Linked DNA regions of Mus musculus: all the other regions are linked to region 1. The links are chromatin loops, found by intact Hi-C in ENCODE. Cell type or tissue: heart. All regions are shown on one strand.

What was found. Peaks named below come from ENCODE experiments on the same cell type or tissue, not always from the same donor. Only the 100,000 strongest peaks of a DNase experiment are listed, where the experiment ranks them.
Region 2: it touches region 1 in a loop (2.7-fold over the local background); 4 of 42 quality-filtered maps call a loop at or near these places.
Region 3: it touches region 1 in a loop (6-fold over the local background); 19 of 42 quality-filtered maps call a loop at or near these places.

What each region holds. Positions count from the first base shown.
Region 1 is chr16:87,242,408-87,250,407 of GRCm38, forward strand. Gm41484 (a long non-coding RNA gene) reads right to left here and starts at 4,286. Exons shown (of 3, transcript XR_876207.2): 1 at 3,167-4,286; 2 at 1-13. In heart, CTCF peaks have their summits at 4,317 (motif pointing left), 6,442 (motif pointing left) and 7,709 (motif pointing left); a DNase peak (open chromatin) is centred at 4,194; H3K4me3 peaks cover 528 bases; H3K27ac peaks cover 2,173 bases.
Region 2 is chr16:87,046,116-87,054,115 of GRCm38, forward strand. It overlaps Gm38477 (a long non-coding RNA gene), which reads right to left and starts at 3,168. Exons shown (of 5, transcript XR_876202.2): 1 at 2,937-3,168. In heart, a CTCF peak has its summit at 3,543; no DNase peak of the experiment used is centred here.
Region 3 is chr16:86,421,142-86,429,141 of GRCm38, forward strand. No RefSeq gene overlaps it. Among named protein-coding and RNA genes, the nearest start is that of Gm32357, 190 kb to the left of the region's middle. In heart, no CTCF peak of the experiment used is centred here; no DNase peak of the experiment used is centred here.

The sequences.
Region 1 (8,000 bases):
TAGGACTCATGTTCTAGGGAATCAAACAGAGATAGCACAGATCAGTGTTTCAGCTATTGTGACATTTCTTACCCTCATAGCAATAAACAGATGTTTATGTTCAAGTGTGCCCATGTCAGGAAGGCCAGTTACAGCATGGGTGCTTTTTGGGGCCCACATGTCCCCCAGTGTTAGCTCCCTAGGCCATTTTACCTTTAGTAAAAATTTCCTATATATCCCTATGCTAATTTGACATTAATAGAAAACCCTGAAGTATACCTACATGATGAAAAATATATAACTCCTTTTCTCTCATCTATTCTTAATGGGATAATACTTTTTAAGACTGGGCTAGCTATGCACAGGTACTCTTTGGGGTAAATTATTGAGACCAGCAATGGGTATGCAGGTATGTTTGTTTCTGATGCCAGTTGATAATCCAAAAAGTTCCTTCCTTTGAATTTTTTATTGCTAAACTAGTGCACGTTCCCTCTCAGATGGAATAAATAGCATGGGTCTTTCTCTCTGCCCCATGGAGAATATGGAATTAGCCCTATTCTTCCTACATTAAGGACTAGTAAGAGGCATTTTAAGTACAAACCATTAAAGAAGTGTTTCCAAAGATTGCTGTATTTCTGTTTAATTACATTAGAAGAAACCAAGTATAGAATGGTATAGATAAAAACAGAATGAATCCTAACTAAAGGAATACATTCTCAGCAGCCAAGAAGTGAACTTGGTGGATCTCCATAAGCTGGAGGCCAGCCCAATCTGTGTAGCAAGGTCCAAGTCAGCAAAGTCTATGTAATGAGATCCTGTCTTAAGACAGACAGACAAAGACTGTGGGAGGAAGGGAGAGAGGTATAGAAGGAAAAAGGGAAGGAAGAAAGGACAAAAAGAAGGAAGGAGGGAATCAAGGAAAGAAGGAAGGGAGAGAGAGAAAGAGAGAAATAAAGGAAGCAAAGAGAAGAAAGAAAGAAAGAAAGAAAGAAAGAAAGAAAGAAAGAAAGAAAGAGAGAGAGAGAGAGAGAGAGAGAGAGAGAGAAAGAAAGAAAGAAAGAAAGAAAGAAAGAAAGAAAGAAAGAAGAAAGAAGGAAGGAAGGAAGGAAGGAAGGAAGGAAGGAAGGAAGGAAGGAAGGAAGAAGGAAATTAGCAAGCAGGCACCTTCTGGAGCTATTTAACTAGAACTTTCTATGCTAATGAGATAACGGGAGGAGAACTTTCTATGTAAACTTCTGCAAAGTAAAGAACTTGGTTTCTCAGCTGTAACTGATACATTTTAAGCACTCAGTGACTAGACGTGGCCAGTGTGCACCCAGCCCAACAGCAGGATCCCCCTCTGAAAGAAGTCTGGGTATGCCATATGAAAGTCTGGGTATTAAAATAGACTCCCAAGTTTTTCCAAACATGGACCGAAATGAGGAGTGTTTCTCAGAAGACTTCTGTGAAGCACACACACACACACGCACACACACATACCTGCACACACACACACACACACAAAGCCCATTTTGTGTCAGCTGGAGGGTGTGCCTTCCTCTTTCCATCACGTTCAAACCAATAATTAAACAGGTCCCTTACCCCAACACCTTGAGCAAATTCTCAAGAACACTCCCCTGTTCTGTCCTGGATTTAAGACAAGCTTTCCACAGACAGGACAGTTCCCAAGGACCCTGTGTCTGTTTCCCATGTCAGTTCCTTTTTCCAGTACGTTCACATGGAAATTCCCCTACATAAAGCCTACCTCTATCCCTGCAACCACATTCCCCGAAGCTGTCCCATAAGGCAACTTTCTCCATCTGCTTCTCTTTCTGCAGCCCAAGCCACACAGTAAGACTTCTAAGCTAGCAAGAAAATTGAAAACAAAGTGCAGGTCCAGCTCCAGAGAGACTTTATTTTCCACAAAGCAGAGATTCCAACGATCATTAGTCAAGACCTGAGCACCAATCACTGACTCATGCCCATTTTTATAGTATTTTATAGTTGGGTATTATTATAGTTTGCGTGTAAATAATGTAGGTAATTCATAGGTAAATCTGTGTAAATTCAACTCCCGATTGAAGTTTGAAGAGATTTGTGAGAACAATCCACTTCACCAATCTCAGATTCACCCTACAATGTCTGGCAAATAGATAAGCTTAGAATCCAAGGGAGACCAAATCTGTCAAGTGAAGTTTATTTGGTGGGGTAGGATAAAACTGGAGAAGAGCTGCTTCATTCGTCCAGAGTCTGATGGGCTGAAAAGAGTCTAGCAAGTTGATCTCTCTCAAACAACATCTTTATCCAAAGCTACACAGGGTCAGTGAGTGAAGGGCCCACCTCACAAGCATTCGGATCACACTGGACGATTGACATGGCTGCAACTTCCTGTGATGCCAACATGAGGGGCAGAAGTGGGCGGATCCTGAGGGCTTGATGGACAGCCAATCAACTTGAAGTTGAGGAACAGATTGAATGAGAAACCCTGCCTCAAAAACTAAGGTAGGGGAGGCAAGGAGACCGCTGAGATTTCCATCTGCTCTTGCCAAGGACTTGAGCTTAATTCCTCGCATCCATGAAGAGTCACAATCTCCTACAACTCCAACTTCAAGATACCAAGCGACGTCTTATGATATCTACACATGCACACCCACACACATACGCATGAGCATAAACTAAAACTGAAGTCTTTTTCAAAGTTAAAAAGTAATAATAATAATTTGGGAAGACATCCAGACATCAGTCTCTGGCCTCCGTGGGTGTCCACTTGGGCAAGCACCGGCTCATAGAACGCTTAGAACACAACAATGGCAGAGGGAGAGAGAGAGAGAGAGAGAGAGAGAGAGAGAGAGAGAGAGAGAGAGAGAGAGGGAGAGAGAGGGAGAGAGAGAGAGAGAGCCTGGGATCTCTTTTCTTTGATCTTCATGGTCAGGTTTACTCACTCAGCATCATTGTTCAAACCTGGACTGTTACCAGCCTAGGATTAAACATTGGCAAGTAGCTATCGGTGAACACCATCTGTAATTACCTCCTACAAGACCTGACTATTAACACATCACTTTTCTGAGAATCCTTAACTGTGTTTTGTTAGATACAGGTCACGGTTTTAAAAGGTACCTACACTTTACCCCTAGCGCGACAACAGATGGATTTGCTTTGCTCCTATGCCGGCTTGTTTGTGCAACAAGCACACACTTTTTTATGTTACCTGGCCAGCATCGGCTCCTCTCCATTGCTGGTTCAGTTCCAAAGTGAGCACAACTCCAAGTCTCAAGCCTTGTTCCTAAGGTTGAACTCAAGCCAGATGAACCACATGAGACAAAATAAGACAAAATGAAGCAGGCCTAAGCCAAAAAGATGACTAGACCTATCTCCAATGGCAACCTCAGGATAGGGTTTCCTGTTTCAGCCCAACTCAACATTTTATCTCTTTAAAAACAAAGAAAAGGGAACAGAGCATCACGAAGTCGTGTCTGAGACGGACAGAAGGCAAAAAGATTAACTTGTTAAAAATACAAAAGAAGAAACTGATCTTTGAAAAGGTTCAATTCTACTATGGCAAAATGGAAAATCAGGCTCCGTTGAAGCAGACTCCAGCAAACTATGAAATGAGCTACCTGTATTTGTAGGTTGGTTCAAGGGATCGTACTCTGTGTGTGTGTGTGTGTGTGTGTGTGTGTGTGTGTGTGTGTGTGTGTGTGTTGCCAATGGGTGCTCTTTCAGGGTACAGGAGCTGGGTAGCTACGACAGAGACCATGAAGTTCATAAAACCTGAAAGATTTAGTGTCTGGACCTGTCCAGGAAGTCTGCCGTCCTTTGGTTTAAAGTTACATTTTGCTGAAAACAGCAATTATCAAGTTCCTCAAAGGTCCTGTCTTGAACTCTTTCCTCCTATCTGGTGTGGAGTGGCGCCATCCACGCCTCGGTCAGGATGAGTCTCTGTCCCGTCACTCCTTGCTGTAAGTTCTGAGAACCATTGTTCCCTCGCCGACATTTGGTAAACATATCTTCAGAAACTTGAAAGGAGGTTAAGAACATCTCGGAGGTTGGATTTCAAATTCTGTGTTACTCTGACACTGGGATTCGGCTCGAGCTGGTAGCCGGAGCTGCGACGTGTGTGCCGAGGGCCTCCTCCTAGGGAGGCTGCAGCCTGGTACTTTGTAGCACAGTCGGAGGAGGGAACTGGAAAACCCAGGCGCGATCGCTTCTCCAAGTTTTCACCGTAAATAATCATTTTTTTTTTAATGTTCCAGTAACTTACCCACTAAGAAAGAAAAAGCAGATGATGACACACTGGGTGTGCTCCTACACGCTCATGTGTGGTGTTATACTGCCCTCTGCAGCTTCTAGCGGTTGAGCCGCCCTCTGGCACCTCGGTGACCTCTAGAGAAGTGTGCCTGTCCCACAGTGGAAGAAAAACTTCCCTAGCACGACAGGAAAAGAAAGGTTTAGACCAAAATGTTCCCTGTGGTCAGAGTCGTATCTCTGGCCCCAAACAGTGGCAGTGAATACTAGGAGGGGTCGATGTGCTGTGTCTTCTAGAAACACAACAGTGCCGCTTTAAAACGCATTTGCATTTTACAGTTCTGTAGAATGAGAATTCAACACAGTAATTGGGCCAGGGTGGGGAGGACACAAAAAGAAATAAGAAATTGGGTAAGACACCTCTGTCTGTTGTTTGTACCCAAATTTAACAGAACATGGATAAGACATAAGACCTCAGGATCCCAGGAAAGAAAAACACAGAAACGGGGAGGAAAAAAGGAAGAGAAGGCTGATTGATGGTAGCTGGAATCTAACGGTGTCTACTGAGAGACTTCATCGAGGTCAGATATTCGCTCCAGTGTGTCAGGAATCCAGACGAGGGATTATGAGATGGGGGTGGGGGGAGGGAAGTTGCACTCGATAAGAAAGAAGACCAAAACAGGCTTAGGACAGAAAGAGGACCAGAGGGGAGGGGCGGACATGGAGGAGGGCAGTAAGGGAGGTGAACAGATGAGTCTCATGACGCAGAGGGTGGACAATCCCTGTAAGAACGAGCATCTTTTTCCTGTATCGTTTCTGTAGCGTGTGAATGGTGCTTTGACAGGGTCACCAAGGACACAGAATGCCCTGTAGTTCTGAAGTGATCGAAGAATGAGTCAATAAGTCAACGCCAGTAGACACTCTCCCAATGCATTCCTTCACGACTGCACCAGACATGCGAGCTGTTACTGGACACTGTTTTGTTTTGTTTTTTTAATTGGATATTTTATTTATTTACATTTCAAATGATAGCCCCCTTCCCGGTTTCCCCTCTAAAAACCCCCTATCTCATCTCCCCCTACCCCTGCTTCTATGAGGGCGCTCCCCTACCCAGCCACCCACCCACTCCCGCCTACCCTCCCTAGAATTCCCCTACGTTGGGGCATCGAGCCTTCCCAGGACCAAGGGCTGCCCCTCAGTTACTGGACACTGTTAACAGCCCATCGCCGAGGGCTTTCTGGGCAGTGAGCTACCTAGAGTCATTTCTCAAGTCCTCCCCACACGCCTAAAAGTGGGGCTCTGCGCTCTGAACATGCATCCCTCAGCCTTTCCTGCCTGCGCCAGTAGAGGATTTTTGTGTGAATTCATTATTTCTTAATACACTGAGCAACAGCCTCTGTATATTATAATCCTTCCCATGTGTGAGGCTTGTGCTGGGTGTTTACAGATATTATTTTACAATAACCTTCAAAACTCATCTACCTCACATGTATTATGTACCCGAAAGCAATCTTAGACAGATTGAACATAAAATGTATACATATTGTTTTTCTTTGTTTTGTTTGTTTTGTTTTGTTGAGATAAGGTCTCTGCAACCCAAGTTGGTCTCAACTTTGTTATATAACTGAGGCTAACTTTGAAGCAGGACCCTGTTTCTACCTCACTGCTGCTTGTAGACTATCTCCTAGACTGCAAGCTGAAGAAACTAAATTATGAACCAAACACTTAAAAAAAATTGTCTTGCAACTTTATAACAGCTGATACACTCTAACAATGAGAATATTTTACTTCCATTCACACTCTGATTAGTTGTTTTCGTTCACTGATAATTTCGTTCACAGTATGAATAATTCAAAGTTTAAATGTTCAAGTTGGCCTCAAGGAACTGGAGTGTTAACTTAATCAGCCACTGCTGGCAAAATGTGTTCTTCATTAATGAGGCGGTTCAAGCACAGACTCATGGCTCCTTTAAGCATGATCCCCACGCGTGGGAGGGGAGTAAGCATGATTTTAGTACTTCTTAAGAGCTTATAAGGTGAAGCCTCATGGTGGTGGTAATGCATGCCTTTAATCCCAGCACTTGGGTGGCAGAGGTGGACTGCTGAGTTCAAGACCATCTTGAAGTACCCAGTAATTTCCAGGATAGCCAGGGATACACAGAGAAATCTTGTCTCAAAGTGGGAAAAAAAGTTTTACAAGATGAATTCAACTGCAAGCATTTTACAGTGCAATGTTGCCATCTGGTGGCCAGTGTGAAGTATCTCTATTTATCTAGAGACTTAACTATATTCTTTTTTTTTTTTAATTTTTTTATTAGGTATTTTCTTCATTTACATCTCAAATGCTATCCCGAAAGTCCCCCTACACCCTCCCCCCGCCCTGCTCCCCTACCCACACACTCCCACTTCTTGGCCCTGGCGTTCCCCTGTACTGGGGCATATAAAGTTTGCTAGACCAATGATGGCCAACTAGGCCACCTTCTGCTACATATGCAGCTAGAGACACAAGCTCTGGGGGTACTGGTTAGTTCATATTGTTGTCCCACCTATTGGGTTGCAGATCCCTTCAGCTCTTGGGTACTTTCTCTAGCTCCTCCATTGAGAGCCCTGTGTTCCATCCAATAGCTGACTACGAGCATCCACTTCTGTATTTGCCAAGCACTGGCAAAGCCTCACAGGAGACAGCTATATCAGGGTCCTTTCAGCAAAATCTTGCTGGCGTATGCAATAGTGTCTGCGTTTGGTCGCTGATTATGGGATGGACCCCAGGTGGGGCAGTCTCTCGTCTTAGCTCCAAACCTTGTCTCTGCAACTCCTTCCATGGATACTTTATTCCATATTCTAGGGAGGAATGAAGTATCCACGCGTTGGTCTTCCTTCTTGATTTACTTGTGTTTTGGAAGTTGTTTCTTGGGTATTCTAGGTTTCTGGACTAATATCCACTTATCAATGAGTGCATATCAAGTGACTTCTTTTGTGATTGGGTTAGATCTTTCCGTTAGTGCTATGCGCTCAACCCCTTAGCAGACACGAAGATTTGTAGGTGTGGACAGGATAGACTCTAGCATTCATGCATCTTTACTTCCGAAAATTTTACCCTTCGAAACATGCACGAGGGCAGGGAGACCCTGACCTGCCCCCTCTCAGAGACCTCCACCCTGAATTTCTGGCGGTGCTTCTGACACACTAAGAGGTCACCCTGTTCTCCCTGCTGCCTGTCCTCTTTGTCACCTCATTGCCAGTTCCACTTCGCTCCAACTGCTGTGGAGTTGCTCTTCTATCTGAGGTCTTAAAGAATAATAACAGCAGAACGTTTTACTATTCCATCAGATATCATTTGTATTTGATCAGGTGCCCACCCTATCACGATCCACATCTTCTCAGCAAGAATAATAAGGAAAGGAATTTTAAGCCCGTCGGTAACTTTCTTATCCTAGCTGCCTTTCAAGAACAGCAGATTGTTTTTTTCCAATGTTGGCGCTCCACTGCCACCTTCAGGAAGCTCGAGGTAAGGGCACTTCAGAAACCATTACCCTGCTAGGGTTACCTGGTAACAGGCAACTGAGGAGAGTGGCACTTAGCTTACTGATTTTCACTAAGTCCATGTTTTCTACGTAACTCAATCAAGATATGGGGATGAAAGCAACTAAGACCACATCTGTATTGTAGATACATGTATAATAATATCTAAAGCTTATAAAAGCTTTAGATGGCATACCTACATAATTCCTCTAAATGGTCATGGGAAGAACATACTCGTCCTACACCCTACACCGAGTGGAGCTGGCATTCACGTGG
Region 2 (8,000 bases), 200 kb before region 1:
CATTATGATCAAGAAATTTCTACCATAAAGTAAACATTCACTCTAAAAATCCACTAACATGACTAATACATTTGAGTCTGGTACAAGTGATATCTCCTTTGTTAATTTTTAATAATTTTGACTATTCATTCAATATGGTATGTGTATATGTGCAGGCAGGTCTATGTCATGTGGGATCAGAGGACAACTTGTGAGAACCAGTTCTCTTCTTCTACCACGTGGGTCCCTGGGATGGAACTCAGGTTAATTGGTCTTAGCAATGGGCAATTTCACCCACTAAGTCACCTCTCTGGCCTACAAATGTTATTTCTGTCACACACACAGAGACACACACATACACACACACATACTAGCGAGCACACACGCACATGCACATGCACACATACACACACACACACAATTAATTTTAGGTATAATTTCTTTTTTTAATTTTTTTATTTTAATTAGGTATTTTCTTCATTTACATTTCCAATGCTATCCCAAAAGTCCCCCATACCGCCCCCACTCCCCTACCCACCAACTCCCACTTCTTGGCCCAGGCATTTCTTAAACTGGCATTTAATTTTAAATATTTGAAAGGCAATTTTTAAGTAAATATGGCAATGAAGTTGAGGCTTGCCTGCAAAGCTGAGACCCATCGTGGTTCAAGCATCTCACCAGAAATGGAAAATCATGAAATCTGAAGTTTTTTAAAGTATTAAAAAAAAACCCATCCTATTATAAAAATAGCAGTTTTCATTTCTCCACTTTTCCATGTTTTTCCACTAATATAATTGTCGGGGCTATAAATCATTTCAACAGAAAGCAAGCAAGTAGAAAGAAATCAAACATACCCAATGGACTGGAAACCATAAAATAAACAGGAAGTTCAGACTCAAAATTTGAACTTATAAGATAATAACAGTTATTTGTATCTTATTCAAATCAGAAAAAAAATATTTCGACTTTACAGAGTCCAGATGAAATTGGAGAGCTTCAACTTTGTCTCTTTTCCTTGTTGCTTTAAAGAGAAGAAGAAGGAAAAATGCTTGAACCCAACCAGAACACAATAAAAATAAAGTTATACACATATTATTTAAAAGAATCTTTGAACTCCTACAAAACACATTGAATTATGGTTTCTTTTTAAATTCATTGTCAATTTAATATCCTTTACTTTAAAATGAAACCTTTAATGACAATTTCCAAGTTTTGACACTTGAAAGAAACCAGTGAGTCTGATTTTTACTAGAACGAAGTTGGAAAATATTGCAAACAAGAAAATTGAGAGTATTTAACTACTTCTAGAATTTTAGAGTTGGTGAGAACTTCAGACCATGCAGCTCAATATTTTTCAAGATGTATTTTGCTTTACTGTATGTTCCATAATAAAATCCCCTTCCCAAGATATGTTGAAGAAGCTATGTTTTAAGCATCACTTATTGAGGACTGTCTGAAGAAAAGAAGGAATAGAGGAAGAAAAGAAGGGATGGAAGGAAAGCCCCTTCTTCTTCTTCTTCTTCTTCTTCTTCTTCTTCTTCTTCTTCTTCTTCTTCTTCTTCTTCTTCTTCTTCTTCTTCTTCTTCTTCTTCCTTCTCTTCCTCCTCCTTCTCCTTCTTCTCTTCTTCTCCTCCTCCTCCTTCTTTTACTTCCTGTTTCTTTCCTTCATTTTTTGAAAGTCACTTCTGCCCATCCCTTGAGCAGCAAGCACCAATCCACGACACTATTAATGATACTCTATTATACTTACAGACAGGAGCCTAGCATGGCTATACTCTGAGAGGCTTTACCCAGCAGCTTACTGAAACAGATGCAGAGACGTACAGCCAAACATTGAATATAGGTCCTGGGCCCTTATGGAAGAGTTGGGATGAGCTGGGGGAAGGGTTGTAGGCCCTGAAAGGAATGAAAACCCCACAGGAAGACAACAGTGTCAACTAACCTGAGCCCTGGGGGCTCTCAGAGACTGAGCCACCAATCAAAGAGCATTCACAGGCTGGACTGGGGCCCCAAGTACATATGTAACAGAGGGTTCCTTGTCCTGCCTCAGTGGGAAAGGATGAACCTACTGTTGCAGAGGCTTGATGCACCAGTAGGGTGATACCCAGAAGGGCTGCACCCTCTCAGAGGCAAAGGCAGTGTGGGGGAAGGACTCTGTGAGGGGAGGACTAGGAGGAGGGCAGCATTAGGGAGAGAGAGAAAGAAAGAGAGAGAGAGAGAGAGAGAGAAGAAAGAAAGAGAGAGAGAGAGAGAGAGAGAGAGAGAGAGAAAGAAAGAAAGAAAGAAAGAAAGAAAGAAAGAAAGAAAGAAAGAAAGAAAGAAAGAAAGAAAGAAAGAAAGAAAGAAAGAAAGAAAGGAGGCAAGCAAGCCAGCCAGCATTTCTTGATGTAGGGTGCGGACTAATTGGTAGAGTGCTGCTTGCCTAACATGCACAACACACTGGACTTGATCCTCCAAAACTCTATGAACCAGACGCGATAATGTTCCAAGGATTGTCCCAGCTATTATTTCCCTATGGTACTTTGAGAGACCACTTGAGAAGGCTCAGTAATGAGCTTATACAGGTACCTAGAGCCAAGTCATTATGAAAACATTGCCATAGTTCTGAATCTACAAATGAACACCCACAGACTTGATGCCCAAACTCTCTATACCCCTCCAGAATCTGGCGTGGGTACAGCTGATATTTATTCCTACTGGTCAGTGACAGGCTGACCGGGCACTAACTGTACTACAGTTCCCTACCACAGACAACACTTTGCCAGATTGGAGGTCCTCAACCAATCCATGTGACTAATTCGGTGGAAAGCGACAGAGAGGAGGCAGGGCAAACCCAGACCGCTGTTTTAACTTTACTCTTTCCCCAAACTCAATCATGAGTCCACGTTAGAGGAAACGTTGATCTTCTTAATTTCGCAAATGAGAAAATTGAGGACCAGAGGACTGAAGTAACTTACTTGAAGTCAGATAGCTGAAAAGAAGCCAACGTGGGTTGAGAATTCAGTCGTTTTCAGTGCTAAAGGCCATGCAGTGGCTGAAATTTCCTAAAATGAAACGGTGTTCATCCCATCTCTCATGGAGTGGTGAGAACCTGCAGCGTACATGCATCAGTTAAACTCCTCATGGTGTGCCAACACCAAACCATAGCTACTTTAACTTCGGATCTGTCATACAACGTTTTCATCCGGGTAACAGAGGCGGTCTATGGAATGTTTACTATGTCTAAAATCTTTAGAGCGTGCTGTCTATAATGCCTTACTGGAAATTCACCTCTGAGCTAGTAGTAGCTTAACATCACGTGGCCGCTTTGGGACGAGTCCAAGACCAGAACCCGAACCCCTTTCCGCTCAGTGGTGCTCCTTCCTCCAACACCACACTTTTGCTTTTTGAAGGAAGTGTCCATGTTTTAGCACAACCCAAGCCGCTCCGTAATCAGGATGCTGACTACAAATCTACTTTTCTTAAGGACAAGGTGTGAATAACCTCTGAATAAAGGGCCGTGCGATGGCCTGCTGTAGGTTTGAGGAAACTGCCCCCTGTCGGGATGCAGGCACGTGGTGTTTAAAAGACACACTGAACTGTTAAAAGCTCCCTGAAGTTCAATGAGGACTAAAGGAGGTTTGCAAAATTTCTGGTACGTGGAAACAAAACGCTTTGCCATATGCCTTCTTAAAAAAATTATTTTCCAGCTGCAGTCAAATTCACTTTTAAAGACTGGATCTGCAGTATCAAACCTCAGCATCCGGCTACTCAGAGATGGCCCTAGGGTGGATCTATTACAGGCTAAATAATGTCTACTAAGAAACTGGGGAGCTGTATTCCCTGCGCCTCTTTCTCAAACCCCGGCAGACCACCAGTGCTCAGTAGTTACTGCTGTGTGGTACCAGATAAGGTTACAGCAGGGATCGGGAAGTGTCTGTGACTCCGTTTAAAGATAAATTGCTACATTAACACAGAAGGGTTTTGCAAAGGAAGCACGCAATCACGTTGCCATGCTTTTTCTTTTTTTTTTTTTTTTTTTTGGATCCAATTCTGAAAATAAAGGAAGTATCCTCAATAAATCATCTTCCTAATGGAAATGACAGAATTATTCTCCCAGGGGAACAGCACAGACCACTTCACATCCCTCAGAATGGGAGTAGGAAGGAAATGGGGACATAGTTTCCTTGGAGGATCTAAGGATCCTGGACATCTGTTCCCCTTTGTCCCATACAAGTCACTTGTAACAATCTTTAAAGTCATTGTTTATATGCACAGGATAAGCTCCTTCTCAAAAATGATACTGTATCTTTGTTAAATTAAAAATAAAATCTGTTTCTATAGTTCACTACAATGAAAAATAGCATGTATCCAAGTTAAAAAAAATTGTGAATTCTTGTAAACTGCCTTTTTATTAGCAATGTTAAAAGATAAATGCAAAAAAAGACCAGTTGGTAATGGTAGCAGAACTTGGAGAAGGCACCGTGTGATTGTCTTCCCTTGTCAACGTTCTTCTTTTCAAAAACATTCTATATACTCATAATTAAATTATCACATGCTGGCATTTTAAAAATCACTTACCTCTACATCATGTAAGCATCAGGGAGGGCTTTACTGCATCTCAAATTCTCACTAGAGTCGTGTGTGTGACTCAAAGCTTTAAAACCAGGCCTAACATTCACCCCCTTCACCACTTGTGTTTCTTAATTAAGAAATTCTAATGAACTTTGTGCACCTTTTGGCAAGAACAACTTCAATTCATTCCTTTTTAAATGAATCTGTTAGAAGTCAAGGCTTCTTTTCTATTCCAAGCCTTAGGAAGTGCCACTCCCCACCCAGCTTCTGATTTCTGAGAAATTCTTGCCCAGGTCACCAGGGAGTAAGAGCCAGTTTTGAGGTCACCAGGGAGTAAGAGCCAGTTTTGAGGGAGAGCCACGTATACAAAAGTCTTGGGATTTTGGTTTTTTGTTTTTAAATGTGGAGGAAATGTCATTTGACTAAAGCTAGGTAAATGGCACTGCATATGGATTTATAAATTCTGCTGAAACATTTGACCAGATCCTTTGGAAATTTTTCCCATCACTGAAGTCTGTCATTTGTTTCATTTTGGACATGGTGGCAAGGTGATCCAGGACACTGACCCAAAAAATCTTAGTGGCTTTGTGTACAACAACAAATTAATAAAGTAAAGGAATTTTTTTAAAAAAAAATTCAGTGACTAGCCCATTTCAATCATAGATAGATAGATAGATAGATAGATAGATAGATAGATAGATAGATAGATAGATAGATAGATAGATAGATGGAAATATATAGATAGATAGATAGAGATGGAAATATATAGATATAAATATATAGTATATTTTCCATTCTAAGTTCTTTCACTAAATATTTATTCTGCAAACAAAGATCCTAGGAGTCTCTAGGACCTTTTCAGAATGTCTCTATGATTTCCACATTTTTCCATTTAAGCAACTTCATAAAACCAGAATTACCTTTCATGTTTGAACCAAACAACATATTGTAATAAATCCACAAAAAATAGACAAGAGAACTTATTTTTCATTAAGTTAGACACTGCTAAGATTTGAAAGGTATAAAATAATTCCAACATTTTCCTACTGTGTTTGGAAAACGTACCTTTCACAGAAACATTTTTATTCTTATTTGTTTATAACTTCACACATGGGTACTGTATCTATACCATTTCTGCTTCCCCTTCTCCCATCACACTCTTCCCATTACCCCCACCCACCACCACTACCACCATTCCCTTTGGAATCCATCACCTCCCCTTTCACAGTTATTATTATTATCTGTATACAGCACCCAGAGCCTGTTTTTTTTTCCATTTTTATTAGGTATTTAGCTCATTTACATTTCGAATGCTATACCAAAAGTCCCCCATATCCACCCACCCCCACTCCCCTGCCCACCCACTCCCCCTTTTTGGCCCTGGTGTTCCCCTGTACTGGGGCATATAAAGTTTGCAAGTCCAATGGGCCTCTCTTTCCAGTGATGGCCGATTAGGCCATCTTTTGATATATATGCAGCTAGAGTCAAGAGCTCCGGGGTACTGGTTAGTTCATAATGTTGTTCCACCTATAGGGTTGCAGATCCCTTTAGCTCCTTGGCTACTTTCTCTAGCTCCTCCATTGGGAGCCCTATGATCCATCCAGAGCCTGTTTAGTGTTGCTTTTATTACATGTGTGTAGAGCTCACCACTCAGTATTGGACGCTGTATCGGGGGACTTATCCCTGGAGAAAACCAATTCTCCCTCCTTCAGCAGCCTTGAAGACCTGTTGATCTTCATCCAGAGCTGGGAAGACACGAGCGTAGCCTGTCATATGGCACTGATTAAAAGGAGGGAGAAACGAAGAAAGCACACTGAGAACCTGCATTCGTCTCTGATTCATGACTGAAAATGCAGCGTAGCCAGCTGCCTTGCATTTCTGCTGTCACGGCTATAACGCCTCTTTCAACGCCATCCATGCTTTCCCCATCACGACAGACTATAACTGTGAACCACATCCACTCTTTCTCTTGAGTTCCTTTACAAGATATTATGTCATGGCTATTAAAAAGCAATTTATTTATACTTGGCTTTTTTTGATCAAAAGCTTTGTTCTGTTTCTCTTGAAATTTGGTCAATGTGTATGGATCTTACCTGATCTAGCATCTCTCTCTTCCCCTCTCTCCCTAGTTTCCTCCCTCTTTTCTTCCTCCTCTCCTCTCTTCCTCTCTCTGCTCTTCCCTCACTTTCTCCTCCCTCAGTCTGAATGGGTGAGAGATCACTGTCATCTCATCCCAGTTGAGGTCATTCTGGATGTGCTAAGTTTAACCTTCACACAGCATCAGCAGTCATATAGGAATAAACCAAACAAATACCAATTATTACAGCCTGAATAAGAACCCAGCCCAGCCATAAACATTAGAGGCATCACAAGTAAGCTTTACTTTCAATTACTAAATGCTGGCTTCATTGGAATGCAGCTCGACTTTGACAATCAATAACTACTTTTTTCTCCCTTTTTCTCTCTCCCCTGAGAATTTGCTATGAATTTGCAATGAATTCTGCAGATTCTCACTTTGTGTGATCCCATACTCTGAACTCTTATTTCTAAACTCTCTTCTCATTTGACTCAATAAATGTGGAATTAGTACATGCACCAAATGGAATACTTAAATTTCTACACAAAGAGAAATTCTGCTAAAGTGCTAATGCTTTGCCCACCGGTAGGAAATAATGAAAACTTATCTCCAAGAATTAAATTTGTCTTTCATATTTTCCCTCACAAAGTTTAATCTCCAGGAACCTCAAAGCTCAGTGAGTATGATGAATTTAGAAGCAGACTACGGTAGCTTAATTTACCAGAATAAAACACTTTCACACTCTACCAGGAAAATTCTAGAGCTCTGGACTTCACTCTTCCCATCATTTTTGTCAATACTATGATTTTTGGAAACTCTTCAAAAAGAAAGTGAGTTCACCTTGCTGTTAAAAGCTTAACTCCTGCTCTATGGCAGACTCCCGGTGCTGGCTCTAAGGAACACTCCATTAGTGCCTGGGCATCCCTGCATCATCGGTTCCTTGAAACCTTGAGATGCATAATTTGTTCTCCTAACTCCAGTGTTTCTCTCCTCCTTTCCTTGCACTCGCTTTCATTCATCTCTCTTCTCAATCCCCTAAATATCTAAGGAAAAATCTGTTGCTTATGACAAAGGTGAATAGGGACAGTTACATATAGATATCTGTTTCAGAGAAAAGTCAGATCTACTGACGTTGTTTCCCAAGCTACTGAACACTAAAAATAAATTACTTTCTTTATTACATATAAATTCAATTCAAATGTAATTACTAACACTGAGAAATAAACGGAGGAAAGAATAGAGTGGTAAAACATTGTTGATTTGCAGTACTTGAAAGGTCTTCTGCCAACTCCAATTTCTATCTACTTGCAACCACAAAAGTGTCTAAAACTTAAAGGCAATTAATAAGAAAAGTGTTCCTCTTCGGTTACTGTTAATCCATGGCTTAACT
Region 3 (8,000 bases), 820 kb before region 1:
ATCAGAGAAGAGTATAACAAAACTGTCTCTTCACTATTGTCTACATAGAAAAACTTCATATTCATACTCATTCTTTTTTAGTAAAATTGATATCCAATCATTCTCAGAAAAGGAAACAACATGTAAAACAATGTTTTCTCTTAACCACCGCAACAGTTTTGGATTTGGTGTCTGCAAACATGATGGATCCCCAGGTGGGCATTCCATGGTTGGTCCTTCTTCCAGTCTCTATTCCTTTTTTTTTTTTTTTTTTTTTTGTCCCTGTTCTTCTTTTGGATGGGAACATTTCCTGCTTAAAAAATTTGAGATGGAGCAGGCATGGTGGCACATGCCTTTAATCCTAGCACTCGGGAGGTAGAGGCAGGCAGATTTCAGAGTGAGAGGCCAGCCTGGTCTACAGAGTGAGTTCCAGGACAGCCAGGGCTGCACAGAGAAACCCTGTCTCAAAAACAAACAAACAAACAAACAAACAAACAAAAAATTTGAGATGGGTGGCCCCATCTGTGGACCAGGGGTCGTGCCAATTTACTGGAAATGGTTCCTTGGAAGGTCCTGCCAGCAACTGACCAAGGCAGATCTGGTTGCTTGTAGCCAACCATCAGGCTGAGCTCAGGTAACCTGGTGAGGGAGCTGGCAGAGGACTGGAAGAGTGGATGGGGGTTGCAAACCAATTGGAAGAACAGCATAGGCTGGCATGACCACCCAGTTCTCCCAGAGACTAGACTACCAATCAATAAGTGTACCTGGTGGGATCCATGGCTCCATATATACTTGTAGCAGAGGATGGCCTTGCCTGACAGCAATGAGAGCGGTTGCCATTGGTCCAGGTGAGGTTTGATCCCCCAGAGTAGGGTGATGCTGGAACAGTGGGGCAGAAGAGTATGGGTTGGTGGGGGAGCACTCTCATATAGGCAAAGGGGAGGGAGAAGGTCAAATGTGGGATGAGGGGTTGGTAGAGCGGTAACCAGAAACTGGAATATCATGAAATGGGAGGTTGGTGGAGGGGGTATCCAGGAAGTGGGATATCAGTTGATAGATAAATAAATGGAATGATTGTTAAAAAAAATTGTTTTCTGCCATAACAGAATTAAAACTCAGAAACAATTTGATGGATTTTAGGAAATAAATGAACATAAGTACTATGTTACCTTTATCCTTTTTTTTTTTTTTAACTTACAACTTAGGAAATAGTCCTGGGTTATTTTATGCCATGTGAACTAAAGCAGAAACATTAGTGAGGTTTCCCTAAATGTCCTTCACATACCTGCACCCATTCTGTCTGCTTTACCTCTATGCCTCCATTGATAAAACCTTTTCCAGGTCTCAAGTTCCTTCACTTTCTCTCTCTCTCTCTCTCTCTCTCTCTCTCTCTCTCTCTCTCTCTCTCTCTCTCTCTCTCTCTCTCTTGTAAACTCCTAAGTTCTGTCTTACTGAGGTCTATTTTCATCAATGTTTAAAAATATGCCAATTTCTAATATTTATAACAAAACTAAACTAAATCCCCCCTCTTGAGCATACATTCTTTTCAGTACTGTCTGCTCTACATATATCCTTTTTCCTACCACATACAAATCCTTATCCCTTAAATGGTTCCATGGCCAACTTTAAAGGGCTTCTAAGACCACCATATTATGTCAGTTCCCATGGTTTTCCTTAAGGTACCAATGACTTTTATGTATGTCTAAATCCAGTGGCCAATTTTCAGCTGTTCTCTCACATGACATACTAGCTGCACACAACACTAATAGACTATCTATTTTTTCTTTCTAAAATGCTCTTTTCACAACCTTGGTCCTTCCCTGGATTCTTGTGTGTGTGTGTGTGTGTGTGTGTGTGTGTGTGTGTGTGTGAGTGTGTGTGTGTGCATCTTTTGATTGAGAATTAATTGTCCACTTCTCTTTCTTATATATTTGTTCTACTTTTTCTTCTTGTCATGCTCAATGCATCACATATATCATCTCCATATTGCCACCTTCATATTGATATGTATGCTACCCTTGTTTTTAACACTGTTTAACAGATTATTGGTTTTGTGATTAAAAGATAGAGTATATTTATGTGCTCTCTAAGCCCTTGCAGAATGTTGTCACTGAAGACCTCTGAGGAAACATTCTTTCTGGTACCCTGTCCCCTCCATTCACGACAACTGTGTCATCTGTTCTTCTTTCTTCCCTTCTTCATCTTTAAGTTAAATTTCAAGTCTCAGTTCTGATGTCACTAAGTTAGGAATGGTATGTTTGTTTGTTTATAACAGATTATGAATTCTTGGACCTAGAGGTATCTGAGAAGAGGGAAGTGGATGTGCACTGAAGTAAGAAGGTTCCTGAAGGCAGCTACTGAGGCTTTACTGACCAGCCCCACATCTTGCTTACTCTCTGCTGCATGAGTGTGGTTGAAAAGTCACCATGTAACCTGCGGCTCCCACCACTATGACTTCTCTGTTCGCCACTATGTCTTTTCTGTTATGATAGACTATTGTAATTTTAATTTATTTCACTACAATAAAGTGTTTTCAAGGTCATTCAAACAGTCAATAGCTAAAAATAATAAATGTTTAACAATTCAGTTATTTTATATATATATATATATATATATATATATATATACACACACACATATATATACACACACATATATATATACACACACACACAAAGATAGATAGATAGATAGATAGATAGATAGATAGATAGATAGATAGAGTCATCAGAAGAGTCAGAGAGCCACAGAATATGGCATTTAATGTTATTTCATTAATAATGGATCTTTTGACTATGAGACATATCTGCTCCTAAAATTACCCACATTCCATTTCAAGGAAGGAGATGAGCATCAAAACTTCTAGCTGGAGTTGCTTCAATTGTGGCAAGCTAGCTACTGGGCAAGAAATGCCCTAATTTCATCTGCAGACAGAATACTGTCCCCAAAGGACAAGCATGCAGAATAGTCAATTGCTAAGCTTTGCAAAAACAGGGTAAGCTAGTCCTTCATAATTCCTGCTTCACTTCAGTTCTGTGAGATGTTCTGAGCCAGAAGGCTAAAGGCACGTGTTCCAATATTATAAGGAACATTGGAGACTTTCCAGTCAACTGTCTCTGCCAATTGTATAAGTTTTGGAAGCTGTGCTGTGGGACCATGAAATGTAGCTTGGTTTTTGGTTGAGTTAAGGCTAGAAACCCGGGAGACCCTTAAGGGATAGTAGGCATTTCATCTGTTCCTGGGCACCACACCTCTATCACTAGATACAGCCTTCCATAGATTTGTGGCCATCAGTCCTGAAGGAGCAATGCCCGAAGCCCCTCCACATGTGGAGGACATGACCTGTAGTCATGAAGGCTCAAGACAGATCTCCATTTAAATGAGGTACATAGTGACCTAGAGGTCTTAGCCAATAAGCTTTCCTTCCCAGACACTCTCCCCCTCCCCACCTGCAAAAGGTATTTAATCTCAGGCCTGCCCTGAGAAGTGGGGTATGATTTTACTCATCCACTTTCCACCATGACAAGAAATGCCTTAAAAGCATGGACTGCCTCTTTTCAAAGGGATCCACCATGGGGAGCCACAGAGAAGGCCTTCACCTATAAAGCTGCTGTTCACTCTCCCTTAGAAGGACTCTTTGCACTCCCAGCCACAGGCACTACCAAATCAAGTTCAAACCCACTGCCACCGAGCCAAAGCTCCTCACAGGACCAGCCAGTGCTCTCCTTTTTTTCCCCCTGGTTCTGGGCTAGATGCAACCCGTGGGCCTCCACTCTGTTCTCAGGTCTGGGTGTCCAAGAGCCTGAAAACCAGACAGTCCCAGCCTAATCGCAGGCCTGGGGACTCCCGAACCAGCTACAGCTGTCCTGTACCTGAGACTGTGTTGCCCTACCATGGGAGTGGCTTTCCTACAGTCCAACACTCACCTAGTAACAGCATGGGGTTAAGTACAGTCAGTTTCCATGTTCTGACTCCCCAATTGGCTAAGCCCTTTGGTGGAGCAGACATGGGACCCCAATAACCCTACATTTTGCCTTTGTGCTTCCTGCATACTCAGGTAATATTTAATTCCTTCTTATATCTCTGATGGGGTTGAAGACTGTTTACTGTCTCACAGTTAAACTTATGTTGCTTAACACTGAAGATGTTCTAGATTTAAAAGGATGTTTTTCAGATGGTAATACAGTTAAAACCAAACATGATTAAGGTACAGAATTCTAAACTCTTTATGTTAGGCTATATGATAGAATACTTTATCTAAATTTCCAAATATGATGGGCTGGACATCACAAGTGTACATCATACCATATAATTTGCATAATTGCTATAATTATGGTCAATTTATATCTGAGAGGAAAAAGCCTTTTACTGGACTAAAAGGGGGGAATGTAGTGGGTTGACTTAATGCTGCTTGGATTCTAATGCTAATTTGGGTCCTCGAAAACTGTTTGCTCCAAAGATGGGTCCACACGTAAGACACTGAGGGACCCTGCCCCCAGTCAATTCTGATTGGTAAATAAAAATGCTAGCAGCCAATAGCTAGGGATAAGAGACATAAGCAAGGGTTAGATTTCTTGGGATTAGGACCACACAGAAAGGCAAAAGGAGCCTCCATGGAAGAGGAAGAGCATGCAGAAGGGAGAAGAAAAACTGTCATGAGGTAGCTGAGCCATAAAAACATGGCCAATTGTAGTTAGGAGCAGCCCAGAACATATGGATCACAGAAATTTGTAAGTAGTAACTTAGAGTTATCATAGGAAAGTGGATTTTAACACCTTGGAAGATAAACAGGTGTTCCAGCTATTGTGCTGCTTAAGGCATATTTAAAAATATAAAAGTTGTATGTGTGTCTTTTGTCAGGGAACACAAATTGTGAAAGGTTGGAAGAAACCCTGCACCAGGATTTTTAAATTTATATTACGATAGTAGACTGTATTTCTCTGGAGCTGTTAAGTCTGAATAAACCTACTCACTGAGGTTTGGCTTTGTCAGGATATGTTATCATTGCAAGAAGAAAGCAACTAAGGCTATTCTCTTAAGTATTCCTACAGTAGGGATGGAAAATGTCACAAAAACAAATTTTTCTATCTAAAAAGGGAAACAGTGTGAATGAGAATGTAGAAAAGTAGAATCTTTGCAGAGTGTTCATGGAAATGGTTCAATCACTGTGTGAATCATTATGACGATGCCTCAGTCATTATGAAGATGTCAGCACCCCATGGCATTATCCTATGGTCCAGTCATTCTCTATAAGTTGTACCCAGAACTACTAAAACCTGTAACTATAAGGGATATCCACATATCCATGTTGGTAATACCATCATTTGCAGTGGCAACACAGAGAAAGCAATCTTAAGATCCAGAGTGCAATATGATGTTTATAGTAGAATAAAATTAATTTCTGAAAAAAATGAAATTTTAACCAATGTTAAAATAGAGAAAAACTGGAGTGGAAGAAGGGCTTAGCAATTAAGAGTATCGGCTGTTCTTCTAGAAGTCCCAAGTTTGATGGCCAGTGCTCTCATTACAGTTCATAATTGGTAAACTGCAGTAGTTAAAATGCCCAATTCTGGTCTCCACAAGTAGCAATCATACACATATATGTGCAGGCAAATCACACATGAACATAAATTACTTTTTTAATTAAAAAAAATAGATAAACCTTGAACAAATTGTGGCAAAAGAAATGCAGAGTTTATTGTCGAATAATGATGTTTTCATTCATCCTTTTCCATATGGATAACTTATTACTCTAAATACGTTAGTGCATGTTTTCTCTTTTATTCATTTATCTTTATTTCTGTATATGCTTTCAAGTCTCTGTTTTACTCAATAGAGCATAATTGAGATTCCATCAGTTTGCCCACATCTGGCCAGTAGAGCTCTTTAAAGCTTGGCCTCCATGCCCATATGACATGTTCCCACCTGCTTTTGAATATTCCACACTTTCTTGCCAAACACAACATTCCTTCTTGTACTTCTGCTAACCCAGCCTTAAAACTAGTTATTTTTCTCCAAGAAACTTGGTTCCTTCCAATGGATGTTAATATGATTTTTGAAACCAAGACCAGGTCTAAGTGTATTTGCTCATACTAGAGAAATAAGGCCTAGGTTCCCATATGAAACTGACCTAGGAAACTTGTGTGCACACATACATGCATGCACTACTCTACCAGCACGTACTTCCTTGCCAAGTTCTACATATCAAGAGTTCATACTAATTATTCAAATTGCCACAAAGCACCACAGTATGTATTTTCCCCATTCCCTTTCCATGTCAAAACCTCACTTCCATGGTAGTAATCATTATGGATGCTGGTATTATTCATGGGGGCTTCATGCCACTTCCAGGCACAGCTCCATTATTTCTGCTTGCTGTGGCTCCTGATTCTGACAGAATGTCACTATGCATTCCCAGTTCCTTCCACCAGCTTCTGCCATTGGTGCTAACTCCTATTCTCAGTTGCCCAGCTTCTGACAGACTAGATCTTTCTCACTCAGGCTTACCTAATAGGTTCACTGTCCATTTATTCATATAAGAAGGAAGTTATGAAACAATGGAAGGAGAAAGGAAATGAGGGACAAACAGAGAAAAAGAGAAGTAGAAACAGAAAATACAGTGCCAAGGACAGAGTCACTCATGTTTTAATGTGATCCATCCAGAACTCCAAAACCAGGAATGACTGACCCCACACCTCACTCTCTCATATACAGTGTTACATCAATATGAGACTTCTGTTTGTACGTATGCATCTTCTTTATCTGCAGACCCATCACTGAATGATAGGTCCAATCTAAATTGAATGAGTTTTATCAGCCCATAGAGATTGCTATATGTTTTACTAGTAAGAAAGTTTCTATTTAAATAAATAACAATATTAAAATGCAGGTTATTTAAATGATGCATATTACCTATAGTTATTTTGCAACTAAGTTATGAGTTTGAAGGCTGGGAGTGATAGTATAATAAACGAAGTTGCCAGTAGTTATTACCTACCCTCAGCTTTGCTATTTAAATGTCAATTATGCAATATTTTCTATGACAGTACAGCTTTCCTGTGTGAGGTCCTCGTTTGCTTTCAGGGCTAGTTTGAGAACACAGGGCCTCCATTGCATTAGTATAATTGTACATGTGAAAATTAGTCATCATCTTGGTTGAAAAGATCATCTTCTTGCCTACCTCTTGATAATGTTATACAATCCTTTGTTTTGTTCCACTAAAAATTATGTAATCTCAAGGATGAATCCAAAATAAATATTTCATGATGCTATGGTATTTAGCAACCACAATGAACTTGACTAGAGAGATTTAAGAACTGATAGAAAAATACTCAGCACCAATAGATTCTGAAATTGGATATACTTCAAAGAACTCTTTTAATATCATTAGGTATTACCGTTCAAGTTTTGGATATTTACCAACTATAATTTCTGAAATTTTAATAAGATTTTAATCTAAAAGATTTTAAAAATTCAAGTAAACTTTGGAAGCATCAGTAAGGGATTGAGTTTGAAGGAAATCATTAATCTCCAGTAATATCTTCAATAGGAAAACACTGCTTCTCTGGGTAGATAATGTCTATAATAATCACAATTGTACTTCTTGCCTCTCTTTTTAAATACTGTGAGGACACTTGTCCTGTTCACGGTTCTGGCACATCCTATTCTCTGCTTAATTTTTACTGATTGTGTGCACAGTACTGCATACACAGCAAACGGCAAGCTCTCTGATTGTGCACAGTGCTGCACACACAGCAAACTGCAAGCTCCTTTTCACCTTACATAGATGATGCTTGACAGCCAGTGAGGAGTAGCGTCACACCTTTCTTTTCCTTTCCAACAAACTATGCGGCTACTTTTTCCTTTTCCTCCAAAACTTTGACTATTCTAGCTATACGGATTGTGTCTTTGGAATAATGTCTTGTCGTGCTTAGGATCCTATATGCCATGTTTATTGACACCAACACATATGACACAATTTCCTTTTTGGCTCTTAATATAATATGTCATTTTGTGTGTAA